Regions from separate parts of the Homo sapiens genome. Here region 1 is linked to region 2. Evidence: chromatin loops called from intact Hi-C (ENCODE). Cell type or tissue: HCT116. All regions are shown on one strand. Each heading gives the region's core, and the rest is flanking DNA. Links, peaks and the distances in the headings are about the cores only. Region 1 has its middle 27 kb from the start of MYL10. Region 2 has its middle 15 kb from the start of SH2B2.

What was found. Hi-C counts contacts between places; a loop is a spot of excess contacts. Peaks named below come from ENCODE experiments on the same cell type or tissue, not always from the same donor. Only the 100,000 strongest peaks of a DNase experiment are listed, where the experiment ranks them.
Region 1: it touches region 2 in a loop (12-fold over the local background); 62 of 110 quality-filtered maps call a loop at or near these places.

Annotation. Positions count from the first base shown.
Region 1 is chr7:101,597,753-101,606,071 of GRCh38, forward strand. No RefSeq gene overlaps it. Among named protein-coding and RNA genes, the nearest start is that of MYL10, 27 kb to the right of the region's middle. RefSeq lists enhancers at 500-1,428, 1,429-2,356 and a silencer at 4,918-4,977. In HCT116, for the core only: a CTCF peak has its summit at 4,846 (motif pointing right); DNase peaks (open chromatin) are centred at 789 and 4,799; H3K27ac peaks cover 1,336 bases.
Region 2 is chr7:102,267,968-102,276,286 of GRCh38, forward strand. It overlaps a transcript of CUX1 not described here. Among named protein-coding and RNA genes, the nearest start is that of SH2B2, 15 kb to the right of the region's middle. RefSeq lists a silencer at 1-106 and an enhancer at 6,167-7,000. In HCT116, for the core only: CTCF peaks have their summits at 4,449 (motif pointing left) and 4,661; DNase peaks (open chromatin) are centred at 4,414 and 6,114; H3K4me3 peaks cover 1,837 bases; H3K27ac peaks cover 1,874 bases.

The DNA.
Region 1 (8,319 bases), core at 126-8,125, 670 kb before region 2:
CTGATTATGGGGGTGAACAGGGGACTTTGAAGAAAGAAACCAGAAATGGAAGGGGTCCTAGTGGGAAAAGGACATTCCCTAAGGCCAGGACAGTATCCATGCCCCCAGCCCCTTCTATCCTCCCCACCCCCACTGTCCTGCCCTGGCCAGAGCTCCAGGCCACACTGTTCCCACTGTAGGGCCTACACTAGCTGTCTCCATCTTTGTCCCCTGCCCATCTTCCTCCACTAGGGCTCAGCTTGACAACCCTTCCTCATGCAGCCTACCACCTCTAAGCCTGCATTCCCTCCCTTCTCTATGCTCTGAAGTTCTGTATACAGGACTTGCCTCTAAGATCCCACTGGCCAGGTCGTAACGTTGAGACCCAACCACTCATTCTGCTCCCTGGGCTGGGTGCACCTCGTGGGTAGTCATTGGCCTTATTTATCTCTGGGCCCCCCGGGAAGGCATGAGAGCCAAGCTGCTGAATACAGGGGCCCTGCAGCTTGTACTGAGCATTTGAGTACCAGACACTTCTAGGATTTCACGATGGAAGACCCTATGATACGGCATCTCCTTCCCATGCCCCACTATCAGGGACAAGGGGTGCAGAGACAACGGGGCCTCCCAGCTGGAGGGACTGTTCAGGGCCAGCTCTGAGCTGCCTCCCACCCTCGCCTAGCCTCTGGCAGGGCCTCTGGCCAGGCAGGAACGGCCAACAGAGTCACCTCCTGCTGACAAGCCTGGCGCTGACAGCCAGGATCTGGGAGAACAAGAAGTCCATTCAAGGCGCAGGGCCGGGCGGGCCCACTTTCAGGTGTATGATCTCACCTCTCGGAAACTGGCAAGCCGCCGGAGGGCCTCGTCAAGGCTTTGATGACCCTGTGCTGAGGACGCAAATCCTAGGCCTGGCCGACACCCTGCTCCAAGGACCAATGACTGAGGCCAGAGAGGGTCCCAGATGGAGCCTGGGTAGGGGTGAAACTGCACAGGCGGACGGGCAGAGCGTCCACCCTGGAGAAGAGACCCAGGCCCAACCAGGCCCCAGAGCCTGCACGAGCACCTGGAGTGGCAGGGACAGCCCAGCCCCCTCCTGCCCCACTTCCTGGGAAGCAGCAGCTTGTGTGTTCTGGTCGGTCGGCTTTGGCAAAGCTGACTGGTGACGTCAGGCAGGCACCCCCTCTCATCCAGATCCTGGGCCCCCCACACACTGGGCCCAGCTGGGGGATGGAGCTAAAGGAACTTTGCTCCCAGCTCATCTTGTTTCTGGGCTTTGTTGCCCAGTGGCCACTGGCACCCTGGTGGAAGGGACCAGCCAGGGGGAGTAGTAGGCCCCATCTCAGCTGGAATCTCCCAGGGTAACTGGGCCTGCAGCTTGCTGGAGTCCGTACTTTTCTGTGAGCTCACAGGGCAGATCCCAGAAGCCAAAACTGACCCAGAGGGAATGGAACTCAGATGGTCAAGAAACCACTGCCCTCTGCCCTCTTGGCATGTGACCTTAGTTCCACCCATAGAGACCAGATGGCAGTCTCTGGCTTTTCCAAGGACCCGCGGGGCAGGAATGCAAGACAGAGCACACACTGGCCTCTCACTGTGACCAGCAGTGGCCTCTGTCGTCACCTCTGTGGACGGCAACACGGGCCTTCCATCCATTCCCCAAAAGGAAGGCAAAGCCACAGCACCCATGCAGGGGCCGAAGCCTCACGGGAGGTTCCCCATGCCTTCGAAATGACTACTCTGCTCTGGCCGGAGGACCCGGGTCCTGCCACCTGACCTGAGAGCCTCTCTCAGCTCAGGTCCTGCCTCCTGATCACTCGCTGAGCTTGGCCTCCCAACAACTGTGATGACAACAGGCTGTCTACTGCCTCTCGGAGCTCCTCCTGCCCTGGCGGGCCTGGCTCATTGGTGCCCTGGATGGCTCCCCATCTCCCAGCAACCGGGACTTCTCCCTCCTCCAGGCCCCCGGGACTCTGCCTAGCCCATGCCCTGGGATGTTTATGGATGTGTCCACTGCCCAGCTTCTCAAGAACAGAGGCTGGGTGTGAGCCCACACCGATTCCTAGTGCTTAGCATAAGCCTGGTCCAAGGAGGCACCCACTGGTGGTTTGCAAAGTGAAGTCTCTGGTAATTGAAAGGGCAGTGTGACCACATCCTTGGAGTGGAAAGATGACAGGCTTCGAGAGCAGACAGCCGTGGGCAGTTGTGGCCCTTGGACAAGTATCTTAGCTTATCTGAGCCTCAGTTTCCTCATCTGCAGAATGGGAATATTAGCACCTATTCCCCTACAAAATAGCACAGCAACACAAGGCTAAAGAGAGGTGTTTGTTGTTTTTGTTTTTGTTTTGAGATGAAGCCTCACTCTGTTGCCCAGGCTGGAGTGCAGTGGTGCAATCTCAGCTCACTGCAACCTCTGCCTCCCAGGTTCAAGTGATTCTCCTGCCTCAGCCTCACGAGTAGCTAGGACTACAGGTGTCTGCCACCGTGCCTTGCTAATTTTTGTATTTTTAGTAGAGATGGGGTTTCACTGTGTTGGCCAGGCTGGTCTTGAACTCCTGACCTCAAGTGATCCGCCCACCTCAGCTTCCCAAAGTGCTGGGATTACAGCGTGAGCCACCATGCCCGGCCCTAAGGCTGGAGAGAGATTTTAGAGAGACCAACCGCGTGAAGCCCCGTCTACCAGATCCAGCACAGGCGCTCAAAAAAATCAGTCCCTGCTCCAGCTCTGGGCTTCTCTGTCACTGGCCTTCTGTGCCCAGTCCCCCGGAAACTGATCTGAGCTGGGGTGTGAGCCTTCACAGCAGCGTGTAGGGAAAGTGCTGGGCCAGGGTCCTCCGCCCTGACTTTTGGGCTCATCCTGCCACTTCCTGCCTATGTGTGCAAACGAGAGCTGCCTTTTCTCTCTGAATCCCAGCTTTCTCAACTGTAAAATGGGTACTCCAGCCTGCCTGGCCCACCTCACAGTGGAGGTCCAGGTGCTGTGTAGACTGTTGAGGGCCATGTGTCAGGTGGCCCAGGCCACCCAGGGACTGGGCAACCTCACTGGCAGGTGGGCATAGGGACGGCTCTTGTCCAGGAGGGCCTGCCTGGATGGTGAGCCAGTGAGAGTCCTCAGTCCCCAGCCAGGACTGCTCTGGGCCCAGCCTGGCCGGAGATCCCATCCCAAAGGCAATGACCATGCTTCAGCCTCTCGAGTAGCTGGGATTACAGGCACACAATCATACCCAGCTAATTTTTTTAGTAGAGACGGGGTTTCACCATGTTGGCCAGGCTGGTCTTGGACTACAGACCTCAAGTGATCCGCGTGCCTCCGCCTCCCAAAGTGCTGGGATTACAGGCGTGAGCCGCTGCATCTGGCCAGGCCTCCAGCTTTTATGGGAGACTCACGTCTGCCCGCTTGATGGAAGTTCTGGGCAGGGCAGGAGGGAGAAGAACCAGTATTTACCAGAATGGATGAGGGCATTCCAGGAGGGGCCTTTCGCTGAATGGAGGCAGTGTGGAAAAGGGGCAGGTGGGACCCAGACGGTGCAGGAGCCTGAGGCTGTCCCTCCAGGCTGTCCCAGGGATCCAGAGCCTCATCGAGGCCCCATCCTTGGCTCTTCTACCGCCCCTATCCATGGAAGCCAGGAATCTTGTTGCCCCACTTTGGGAGTCAAACTTCACAGCTTTGTCTGTCTCCAAGCCTCCCACTGGAGGTGCTTGGAGGCCTCAAACCTGCAGCCTTGAATCACCCAATGCCCTGATGGGCTGGGCTGCAGAGAGGGAGGGAAAGGTTATGGGAGTGCTGGCAGTGGAAATGGCTGGAGGTATAATGTCATTCCATTTGCAGACCAGGAAACAAAGGATGGCAGAGGGGACCACACAGCCAGGCAGTGACAGGTGGGGACAGAAAGGGACACCCCCCTGCCACCCATTGTCCTGGGGGTGCTGCCCAGGTTCCTGAGTGAGTGGTTGGGTCAGGTCACCTAAAGAACACTTGGAAGCCCGCGAGGAGAGGAAACCCACTTTGAACAAATGTGGAGAAAGGCGTGGATCAGAGTCTAACAGCTGAGGTCCCCGATGACTGTGTCCCGCTCCATTTAGGGCCCGGGACACACAACCCTCCTTGGTCCCCTCCCGTGGACATGGGACCAGGACCAAGGTCTCTTCCCCCTGAATATCCCGCCCTCCCCAGCCTCCTGCCAACTGCCTGCCTTCCAGTGCCCCCGAGGACACAGGACTGAGGCTGGATAGAGGATTGCTTCGTGGACCTTTGCTGGGGACATGTGGACAGGCAGGGGCCACCAACTCAGAGCGAAGACGTCACAGATGTGTGAAAACACTGAAGATGGGGACACAGAGGCACCGAGCGTTAGGTGGCTGGAGTCACTGGATCACAGCGTCTGGAGCCAAGGGTTTCCACTGTTCCCAGGTGTAATTCCTCCCCGCAGCCGTGCAAGGCGGGTGCCCCAGCTGTACTCACTTGGCTGCTCTGTAGGTCGCACAGTCAGTAAGCGGCAGAGCTGGGACAGGCCAGGCAGGTAGGCGTCTTGACTCGGTGCCTTACCCTCTCTGGCCTCAGTCTTCTCATCTGTCAAATGGTATAATAATAGGATGTACTCCTCAGGGTTGCTGGGAGGGTTACACACGTTAGTGCACACTGCCTGGGGCTCGGTGACTGTTCTCTAAGTGTTTGCTGCTATTTTTTTTTACTTAAGGAAACTTAACATCGAATAGGTTAAGCAGCCGGGGCTTGAATTTAGTCTTCTCTGCACCAAAGTTGCGCTGTGGACTCTTGTGCCGACTGTGATCTAGAGATTCCCAAGCCCCAGAGGCTTTGGGGAAGGCGGAGCCAGGAGAGGCTGCTCAGCTGTCAGTAGATGGCGCTGTGGAGCCACAAGGGCCGCCCTCGCTGCAAAAGCCCGTTGACGCACCAGGCTGTGCACAGACTGGGGTCTCCCCGCCCTGGGCCAGGCCCTGCACCAGATATGGCCCCAGGAGAGGGGGTGCCGCTAACCCTGTTTCCCTGATGAGGGATATGAAGGCTCAGAGAGGTTGAACCACTAGCCTTGAGGTCACACAGCTATAAGGGGCAGGGCTGGGGCTCCCCACCCCAGATGCCTCACTGAGCTCTCCAGCCCCACCCCCATCCCACCCCTCACCCTGGCCCTCAAGAGGCCACAGTGACTCCCTGGCGCTTGATGGGAGCCAGGCGCGTCCCTCCTTCCCCCATGGCTGGACATTCCAATGAAGCTGAAGCCACCAGCTTTGAAGTGAGAGCTAAACCCGGATTAGGGCGGCTCCAGGCTGGCCTCTCCTTCCCAGCCCCATTGCCAGGCCCACGCTCACCAACCACGTCAGGCCAGAGTCCTGGCGGCACAAAGGGGTCTGGGGCCTAGAGGAGGCAGGACCTGCCCCGCACAACACAGTCCCTCTCATAGTCTGTTAAGAAGCCTCGGGGGCCCCCACGACCTGCTACTAGCCTGAAACCCCACGTCACGCGGGTGCCAGCACAGAAGCTCCCACGGGGCTGGGAGGCTGTGTGTCCGTCTGTCTGTGAGCAGCCACACTTCCCTGGCCTCACCCTGCCTGTTTGGGTTCCAGGATCAAGCCTCTTTATTCAAGGAGATTTGGACTCAAGACTGGAAGATGACACTGGTATAGTGAAGCTACACCAGTTCTGGAACCCGTGTTCCAGAAGGTTCTGGAACATCCACCTTCAAATTAATCTCTCACAGCCTCTTCTTCAGAATTCAGCTCTTCCCAGACTTCACTTTTTTTTTTAATTTTATTTTATTTTACAGAGTCTCGCTCTGTCGCCTAGGCTGGAGTGCAGTGGTACAATCTTGGCTCACTGCAACCTCCACCACCAGGGTTCAAGTGATTCTCCTGCCTCAGCCTCCCAGGTAGCTGTGATTACAGGCATGAGCCACCATGCCCAGCCTTATTTTATTATTATCTTTTTGAGACGGAGTCTCACTCTACCGCCCAGGCTGGAGTACACTGGTGCAATCTCTGCTCACCGCAACCTCTGCCCCCCGCTGGGTTCAAGTGATTCTCCCACCTCAGTCTTCCCAGTAGCTGGGATTACAGGCATGTGCCACCATGCCCGGCTAATTTTTATATTTTTAGTAGAGACGGGGTTTCACCATGTTGGCCAGGCTGGTCTTGAACTCCTGACCTCAGGTAATTCACTCACCTCGGCCTCCCAGAGTGCTGAGATTCCAGGCGTGAGCCACCGCGCCTGGCCTTTTCCCAGACTTCAGTGATTCTCATTTCACCTTCATGACTTTTTTTTTTGTAGCTAAATATTGTTTACATTTATCTTTTTCCTTAAATCGACTCCTATACATATGTTTATTTTAAAGAAAGCTTTTATAAAAAAGAAACCTTGCTATCAAAAATGAAAAGCTAGTCCCCTGTGCCACATACAGACAACATGCATAAAAATGCATGCCATGGCTGGGAGCAGTGGGTCATGCCTATAATCCCAGCACTTTCGGAAGCTGAGGTGGGTGGATCACGAGGTCAGGAGTTCGAGACCAGCCTGGCCAACATAGTGAAACCCTGTCTCTACTAAAAATACAAAAATCAGCCAGGCGTGGTGGCAGGTGCCTGTAATCCTAGCTACTCAGGAGGCTGAGGCAGAAGAATTGCTTGAACCCAGGAGGCAGAGGTTGCAGTGAGCCGAGATCATGCCACTGCACTCCAGCCTGGGTGACAATGCAAGACTCCGTCTCAAAAAAAAAAAAAAAAAATGCATACCATGAAAACGGAACAATGCCGTTCAATTCTGGCTGGCTGCCGGGGCCTAGGGAAGGCTCTCAGCCTGGTGTCTGCTCCCTTGCTAAAGAGGGCAGTAGGCTGGTCAGAGACCTGTCTGCACCAAATCCAGCATCTCTCCTTGATGCAACCAGGAGAGAACATTGTGGAAGGAGACTCCCTTTCAGCATCTTTCATTTGGAGACTGGTCATCATCTCCTCTTTGTCTGCATTTCTGCCACCCATTCTTCAAGTTATCACCTCCTCCAGGAAGCCCTCCAGGCTGAAAAGGGCATCCCCACTGTGCTTCTTCAGCTCCACAGGCATTTCCTGACTTGGCATTTGTCATCCTGGTTTAATAAATCACATTTCTGGTTATGTCACTCCCAATGGAGTGAAAGTGTCCCTTTTTTATTCCTTAGAGACAGGGTCTTGCCCTGTCACCCAGGCTAGAGTGCAGTGGGACAATCATAGCTCACTGCAGCCTCCAATTCCTGGGCTCAGTCAATACTCTTGCCTCAGTCTCCCAAGTAGCTGGGACCCCAGGCACACAGTACTACACCCAGCTTTTTTTTTTTTTTTTTCAGAGATGGGGTCTCACTATGTTGCCCAGGCTGGTCTCAAACCCCTGGCCTCAAGCAGTCCTCCTGCCTCAGCCTCCCAAAGTGCTGGGATTACACACGTGAGCCACCACACCCAGCAAGGGCCAAACCTTTACCATGGCCCACACAGTTGTGGGCCACTCTCTTCCATCCACCACAGCCTGTCCTCTGGCTGTCTACCTCTCTGTCACCTTGAGTCCTTCTTGCATCATGATGTCCTCACTGGTCATGGCGTTGGCCTTCTCCTGGATATAAGCTCAGTGTGGTCTGGTGAGGTGTTTCTGTCCACCCTCGGATCCCCAGGCCTAGCCTGCTTGAAGGAGGAGAGCAGCCTGGAAACTTGGCATCGTCACTGTCTCCATTTTCCAAATGGAGAAGCTGAGTCCCAGTGAGGTTGGTGACTTTCCCAGGGACACCCATCTAGCCGTGGCAGACCTGGATGCAAACCCAGGCCTCCGGGGCCAGCAGGGATCCACCCTCCCCTAAACTCCCTCCCTCTCAGGGCTCTACTTCACCTTGATCAAGCGAGACCTTGTGTTTGAGAGAGACAGGAAGAGAAAAACAGACACGGACAGACCCCTGGGATCCCCGGAGGCCCAAGCCAACCCCCAGTCAGACTGAAATCCTTAGCCCAGCCCGGGCCTCAGCTCACAGCAGGCATAGAGTACAATTTTCCATCCAGACTCTAGCTATGGGGGCACCCCCTCGGAACCTCACCGCATGCCTTCACCAGCCCCTGAGGCCTGAAATTCCATGAGGACATTTCATTGCCCTGAAGTGTGGTGTCCCAGGCTAAAGACACCATCAGCCCCTAGTCCCCACTTCCACCCCAGCCATGTCCTGGCTGTGAAAAAGGTGCAGCCGCTCCCAGGGTTGCCAGAAAAACAGAGTGATGGTGGAAGCCGGTGCCAGGCAGGGTCCCTCCACCAGCCACGCTGTCCCGGGAGGGGCCCCACCCTTCTGCGATCAGCAGAGGATCCCTGGGAGAGTCGCCGCCCCT
Region 2 (8,319 bases), core at 241-8,240:
TCCTGAAGTCTTGACCTTAAAGATGCTTTGATTCCCTCCTCCCCTCTGTGAGGTGCCCCCTCTAGGATGTCTTTGTGGGTTCTCCCAGAGGATGAGGTCCCAGTCTTTCCTGAGGGGAAGGGGACCGTCTTGGGCCCTTGCACCACAGACTCCTTTTCTGAGCCCCTTTCCCTGTCTTATGCTCACTTATCCACCCGTCGCCTGTCATCCCTCTCTCCCCTAAACAAAATCTGTCCCTCTCTCCTGGGTTTCTGGGTTGCAGATGGTCCATTCCACACACTCTATGCTTCTCAAGATCCCCTCTCGGGCACACGTTACTGCTCTTCCACCAGTTCTGCCCATCGGGCTGTGCCTTGCAGCCCTGCATGCCCCCACCACCTCGACGACAACACCTTCGCCTCGCTCAGCCTCTCTGTAGCTTCTGACCCCCTGACCCTCCATATTCATTGACCCTCCTGCCTCATCTTGGTGCCTTCACATGCATCCTCCTGCTGTCTCCCCTGCCTCCTGCTGCCTCTTCTCAGGGTCTTTGCGGGACCCCCTTTGTGGATCACCCCCTGAAGCTCTGGCCACCTCACAGCAGCACTGTCTCAGGACCTGTCCACCACCCCTGATTTTCTGTATTAGCTGTTCTTGCATTGCTATAGAGAAATACCTGAGGCTGTGTAATTTATCAAGAAAAGGGGTTTCTTTGGCTCATGGTTCTGCAGGCTGTACCAGAAGCGTGGCGCTGGTGTCGGTTTGGCTTCTGGGGAGGCGTTGGAGGCTTTACTCATGGTGGAAGGCGAAGTGGGAGCAGGTGTGAGACATGGCGAGGCCAGGAGGAAGAGAGAGAGAATGGGGGTGGGGGAGGTGCCACGCTCCTTAAACAACCAGATCCCTATCTCAGAGACAGCACCGCGCCACAAGGGACCCGCCCTGTCCCCCAAACACCTCCCACCAGGCCCCACTTCCAACACTGGGGATTAATTACTTTTTTTTTTTTTTGAGACAGGGTCTTACTCTGTCACCCAAGCAAGAGTGCAGTGGTGTGATCACAGCTCACTGCAACCTCTGCCTCCTGGGCTCAGGTGATCCTCCCATCTCAGCCTCCCTAGTAGCTGGGACTACAGCTACACCACCACACCCAGCTAATTTTTTGTGTGGGTTTTTTTGTTTGTTTGTTTGTTTGTTTGTTTGTTTGTTTGTGTAGAGACAGGGTTTTTCCATGTTACCCAGGCTGGTCTCGAATTCCTGGGCTCCAGTGATCCTCCCTCCTCAGCCTCCCAAAGTGCTGGAATTATAGGCAAGAGCCACTGCACCTGGCTTGATTACATTTCAACATGAGATGTGGACAGGGATGAATATCCAAACTATATAATTCCACCCCTGCCCCCTCACGCAAATCTCATGTCCTTCTCACATTGCAAAATACAATCATGCCTTTCCAACAGTACCCCAAAGTCTTTTTTTTTTTAGATGGAGTTTCACTCTTGTTGCCCAGGGTGGAGTACAATGGTGCCATCTCAGCTCACTGTAACCTCCGCCTCCCAGGTTCAAGCCATTCTCCTGCCTCAGCCTCCCAAATAGCTGGGATTACAGGGGTCCGCCACCATGCCCGGCTAATTTTTTTTTTTTTTTTTTTTTTTGTATTTTTAGTAGAGACGAGTTTTCGCCATGTTGGCCAGGCTGGTCTCAAACTCCTGACCTCAGGTGATCTGCCCGCCTCGGCCTCTCAAAGTGCTGGGATTACAGGCGTGAGCCACCACGCCCACCCCCACAGTCTTAACTCATTACAGCATTTTGGTCACAACCATCGAACAAGTCTCTAAGAAGTTCCAAACTTTCCCTCATCTTACTGTCTTCTTCCATGCCCCCCCCAAACGCTTCCAAGCTCTGACCGTTGGGGCCCTAGATCTCCTCAACCAGCATATCCAGCCTCAGGTCCACAGGTCCAAACCCCACCACACACATGCCCTTAGCTGTTCACAAGCACCTTCGTGCTTACCAGAACCGAGCCAGCCAGCTGCCCACCCCTTCCCCCACAGGGGGCCAGGCCCGGGCCTCCCCACCTGGGTTCTGTACAGCGATGGGGTCCACAGCTCTCTCTCCAGCTCCTTCTGTGTCCTCGCCCCAGAGCCCTGTACTCCAGAGGTTGAAGAACTTGCCGAAGATCGTGAAATTCATAAAAGGCAGGGCCAGAATGCAAGCCCGGTTCTGGACTTGACATCAAGTGGCCACCAGAGATGTCACCCCAGCTTCCCCACCTGCGTGTTCCAGCCTCCAGCAGAGAAGGCAGGGTGAGGCAGCCGGTGGGGGATAGGGGACCCTCCCGTGGCCGGTGAGGCCCTGTCCTTCTCTAAGTACATCTAACTGAGGCCCCTCTCTGGTGGAAGCCCGCACAGCCAGTCTCCTGGCCTTCGCTTCCTCCCAGCGTGGAGTGACAGTTTCAAAGCACAGCTCTGGTTGCTGCTGGGATCCAGCTGGGCTCTGGGACAGTGTCCAGATCCTGTCCCCTGCAGCCTCCAGTTCTCTGTCCACCCCCCTCTACCCACAGCCTTCCCTCCAGTCTCACCGTCTGCCAGCCTCTGCTGCCCTGTCTTACCCAGCCTGTTCTCTCTGCCTCACCAGCAGCCATCCCCCAATTCTGCTGCCCGTGCAACTGGCCTGTGCTCCTATCACCCCAAGCCACCTCTTCAGGGATGGCCTCCCCCAACCACTCAGCCCTGCACCCTCAGATCCCCTCAGGAGCTAACCCAGTGCCCAGAGCATCTGCAGCAGCGCCAATGGCCAGGCCTCCAGGCCAGCTTAACACATGGGCCTTTTCCAGGATAGCGGGCCACCAGCTGGGAACCGGGGCAGCCTAGGATAGAGGGTTTGCAGCCAGGATGCTCACACCTGCACAGAATGTCACCTACATACACGGCAGGACTGTGTGCCCACCCCTGCAGTAGCAGACACAGGAACAAGTGCACGGGGACCAGGCCCACGCACCCCATCATCTCCCTGGTGCCCACGGATGGTGCTGGGAGCTGCAAGTTGCTGCCACCCCAGGGACCTGACCAAGACCACACTGGGGTGGTCACAGACTGGGGGCAGATAAAACAGGCAGTGCAAGGAATCATCTCAGCAGCTTTTTATCCACCCCTCTTGCCAGGCGCACACCTCCAGGGAAAAGGGCTCACTCTGGCCAGGCAAAAGTCACCTCTGCAAAGGTTCTCCATCTCAGCCCTGTCTCTCTGTCCCCCAGGCCCTCATCCCTGAGGTGGAATGTGGCTTCCCTGAGCCTTGTTGGAGCTTAACGCCCTCTTTTTATCCCAGGAGTCTGTCCCCATGGTCCCAGCACGGTTCTTGGATGTGCTCCTGTTTGTGGCCAAACTGAAGCATCCCCTCCCTTGGTCCAGGACCTTCACCTCTATTAATGTGACCCAAGGCCCCATTAGCTTTCTGGTGGTTTCCTCTCCCTACATCTCACAACCGCTGTCCACCTCCCATCCTAAGCATGTGTGGCCGGCTCTGCCATCCCATCCCACAGGCCAGGACCCAAGGACTCTGTACTCAGGCCAGGAGGGCATGGTATTTATCGTCTCTCTGGACCTCTCCCCTTTGGGGTCTCCTTAAAGTCCCTGCAGGTGGCCCAGGGCCAGCCCCAACCCTGCCCCCGACAGTCCTCCCTCCAAGGCCGGGTCCTGCCTTCAGGTCCTGCCTCTTCCCTCATCCCCTCCTCACTTCCGCAGATACCACCTTCCTGCCAGGGACCCAGGGGCTCAGTGAATGTCTGAAGGAAGAAATCCATTTAGGGGCCCAGTGCGGTGGCTCACGCCTGTAATCCCAGCACATTGGGAGGTTGAGGCGGACAGATCACTTGAGGTTGAGACCAACCTGGACAACATTGCTAAACCCCGTCTCTACTAAAAATACAAAAATTAACTGGGCACGGTGGCAGGCGCCTGTAATCCCAGCTACTCAGGAGGTTGAGGCAGGAAAATTGCTTGAACCTTGGAGGCGGAGGTTGCAGTGAGCCGAGATGGAGCCACTGCACTCCAGCCTGGGTGACTGAGTGAGACTCTGTCTCAATAAAATAAAATAAAATAAATCCATTCGGGGCCTGAACGAGGCGAGACTCTGGTGTGAGCAAGGGCTTAGACAGAGCTGGGGGTGGATGCCTTGGGTTTGGTCCCAGGTCGGGAAGCCTCCGTTCTTTGACTGTAAAATGTGAATCGTCTTTTCTGACTCATCTATAAGGACTTGGTGTGCAGTGGGAACCCAGGAGCATGTGGGGGTGAGGCTGGGCTGCCCCATCCTGGCCCAGGACACTAAGCCCAGCCAGGGCAGGTATGACAGCCGGTCAGCAGGCCGCGCAGTCAGGGATGAGTCCACGGAGGAGGCCGCACATACCATTTCCCTGGCACTGCCCACAGCCTGCAGCCTTTGTGCATTTCTGAGGCCACAGTGCCCCCTGGCGGCTGTGCAGCCTACCCCAAAGGACAGCGTCCTGGGTCTCAGGCCTCAGTCTCCCTCTCTGCGGCCCCAACAGCTCACCCTAAACAAGGTTTATTGTTACCATGTTACATGTCACCATTTGGGACCAGAAAGGGGGATCCAGTGGCCCTGAGCCGCACAGTCAACCAGAAACAGGGCCAAACCTCACCCTCAGGGCTGCCTGGCTCCTGGGTCACTGAAGTCCTGCCTGGCAATGCGTGCTTGGGTCTGGGTCCCTTCCCCGACATCTCTCACCCTCCTGCAGGGCAGGAAAGTCACAGTTTGGATGCTTTGTTATAAAGATGACCCTGGCACCTGGAGGAGGGAGAGACAGACAGGGCTGTGGGTCGGGGGACTCCTTGGGGACCACGCCACCCCAACCACTGCAGCTGGAGCCTCTGTTGGGGGCGGGACCAAGCACCTCTGTTGTCAGCCCAGAGGTGGCACCCCTACGCGCCCCACTGCACCCCCGCGGCTTTCTCTGCCTCTCCTACCCCCAGGCTTCCCACTGGACATTATCCCAGAACATCAGCTAGGAAGCAACCTGAGCCTCCTTGCCCCTGCCTGACAAGCAAAGTGAGGCCCAGAGAGGGAAAGGGGCTGGCCAGGGCCCCCCAAACAGCCGTGGGCAGAGCCACATTGCACCGGTTTCTCCTAATCCCTGACCTGAGCTCCTTCTCCTACCCAGGGGATTTCATCAATCCAGAGAGTGCTTGGGGCCAGGAGTGCCTCTGACAGTCAGGGAGGGCTTCCTGGAGGAGGCCCTAGGTCTAATGGGGTCTTCTAGGCAGTGGTGAGTTGGGAGGGAATAGCCAGCACTCTCACAGCATCCAGGCAGCCCTGCTTCCAGACCGTGGGTTGGAGAGGCAGAACCAGGGGAGGGCACCAAGGGTCCCACCAGGCTCCCTCTGACGGCCATGTCTTCCTTTGGCCACAGGACGCTGTGCGGAGCTGCAAGTCCGTATCACTGAGGCTGTGGCCACAGCCACTGAGCAGAGAGAGCTGATCGCCCGCCTGGAGCAGGACCTGAGCATCATTCAGTCCATCCAGCGGCCCGATGCCGAGGTGAGCCCACCCCCCTGCCCCATGCCCATCTCGATACCTGCCCAACTGACTTAGCCTCTGCAAACACTGACTTCCCAGATTAGCCTGTGTATCAGGCAGCTGGTGACAACCCAGAAGGGCTGTCACCTAAAACCATTGGGTTCTCCCTGCTTACTCCATGAATACCACCCTGCCTCCGATTTGGGGTGACAGGCCATGGGGCAGAGGCCACAGGGCTTCCTAGCGGTAGCACAGAGGCCCGTCTTTCCAGGCACTGCCCTGAGAGCAGAGGCAGAGGCAAGGCCAGGACCATGCACCCATCTCCCAGCTAAAGGACCTGGAGCCCAGAGATCACAGCAGGCTGGGACATAAACAGCCCAGGGAGAGCATCTCCTCGCCCACCTCCCATTCTGTAGAGTCCACAGTGGGACTCCGGGAGAGAAGTCTGGGCTGTCCCAGGTCACGTGGCAGGCTGGTTGCAGGGCCAGGGAGGCCCAGGTGTCTGATGCATGTCAAAGCTGAGTGGCTGCGAGGAGAGCTGCACTGCTGCTGAACTCTGGCCTCAGGAGTGACTCAGGGCCCAGCCATCTCTTCTTTGGTAGCTCATGTCACGTGTCCAGGTCCGGGCCCTCCTGCAGCCAGCCTGCACCCCGGATGGCCCCACCCACTCCTTGCCACACCCACCCTGCCATTTGCCTTGGCCATGCTGAAAGGGAATATTCCGTGCCCATTGTGCGGAGGCACCTCCTCATCGCTTCCTGTCACCTGCAGGGTGCCGCTGAGCACCGCCTGGAGAAGATCCCAGAGCCCATCAAAGAGGCCACTGCCCTATTCTACGGTAAGGAGAGGCCTGACCCATGGGAGGAGGGAGGAGGAGGGAAGAGGAGACAGGTGATACCGCCTGAGAACACAGATCCCCAAAGAGTAGTCCCTTCCTCTAAGAAGGTCAGGCCCCCACGCCTGCAATGCAGCAGCAACCTTCAAAGGGTCGGGTAAGGCTAGGTGTGGTGGCGCACACCTATAGTCCCGGCTACTTTGGAGGCCGAGGTGGGAGGATCGCCTGAGCCCAGGAATTGGAGGCTGCAGTGAGCTATGATGGTGCCACTGCACTCCAGCCTGGGCGACAGACCGAGACCCTGTCTCTAAAAAACAAAAAGGTGAATGAGCCCTCAACCTGCCTTTCTGGATCTTAGACTGACACCCCCCACCTTGGGGCCCTGACCCTTCAGCCCTGCCGGTGGCCTGTGAAAGGCTGGTGAGTGGTGGTCAGCCAGGCCTCACTGCCAAAGTGCAGCCGGAGGTCCGTGCAGTGAGGGGAAGGCAGCCTCCTTGGGTATTGAGGACAGAAACTGAGGCTGCTGGACTGGGATACTGGGGGTGTGCCCATGCCTCCCCAGTTCCCCTCCTGCCCCTTTGCTTCCCCAGGGGATATAGGCCTAGTCTGACAGCTGCAAGGGTCTCAGATTCAAGGACAGAGTGACTGGGAGGGGAGTTCTGGGCCTGGCCCTCTGACAGCGCAGACGGGGGTGCTGGGCCCTTCCCCAGCGTGCGTATTGTCAGGTCAGCCCCTGCCATCCATTCTCACGCTCCCCGGTTCCCCTGGCTGTCCCCTCCCCTTCCCCGACCTGCCCAGCACCAGGGAGTCAGACACCATGTGGCTTCTACCCCATGGCATTTGGCAGAAATCCCCCAGGGCTGGGGGACCCACCCCAAAGGGCCGCCTGCTGGGTTCCACCTCCTGCCACCCCCCAAGCCACCCTCCTCTACCTGCTAGGACCTGCAGCACCAGCCAGCGGTGCCCTCCCAGAGGGCCAGGTGGATTCACTGCTTTCCATCATCTCCAGCCAGAGGGAGCGCTTCCGTGCCCGGAACCAGGAGCTTGAGGCCGTGAGTCACATCCTTCTCTCCCTGATGCTCCTTGGGCCCAAGGACACAGTTGGGGAACACACAGGCTTTCAGGAGAGAGATGTGGCACAGACCGTAAACCTCAGGGGGAAGAGATTTGTTCTGTGCAGTCAGGGAGGGCTTCCTGGAGGAGGTCATGCCACACTGGGCTTTGAAAGAAGACTCAGATGCTCACAGTAGAGGAGACACGGGGGCCAGTGAGCCAGAAGGGAGCATAGATCATTCCAGGTGAAACAAGTCGCCAGGCAAGTGCCCTCTTGCCAGGCTGGGAGGCGTGGCCTTCAATCTGCAGGGAGGGGCACCAAGGAAGGATTTAAGCCAGGCAGTGGCACTGCAAGAATGCAGGGTGAGCCAGGTGCGGTGGCTCACACCTGTAATCCCAACACTTTGGGAGGCTGAGGCAAGTGGATCACTTGAGGTTGGGAGTTTGAGACCAGCCTGGCCAACATGGTGAAACCCCGTCTCTACTAAAAATACAAAAATTAGCCGGGCATGGTGGCGGGCACCTGTAGTCCCAGCTACTTGGGAGGCTGAGGCAGGAGGATCGCTTGAACCTGGGAGGTAGAGGTTGCAGTGAGCTGATGAGATCGTGCCACTGCACTCCAGCCTGTGTGACAGAGCAAGACTCCATCTCAAAAAAAAAAAAAAATCCTTCCTTTTTAAGGCTGTATAATATTTTATTGTGCATATAGACCACATTTTGTTTATCCATTCACCTATTCATTTACATTGCTTCCACCTTTTGGCTGTGGCGGATAATTCTGCTGTGAACATGGGTGTATAAATATCTCTCCAAGTCTCTGCCTTCAATTCTTTTGGGTATCTACCCAGAAGTGGAATTACTAGATCCTATGGTAATTCTATGTTTAACGTTTTTAGAGGAAGCGTCATACTGCCATATACTTTTTT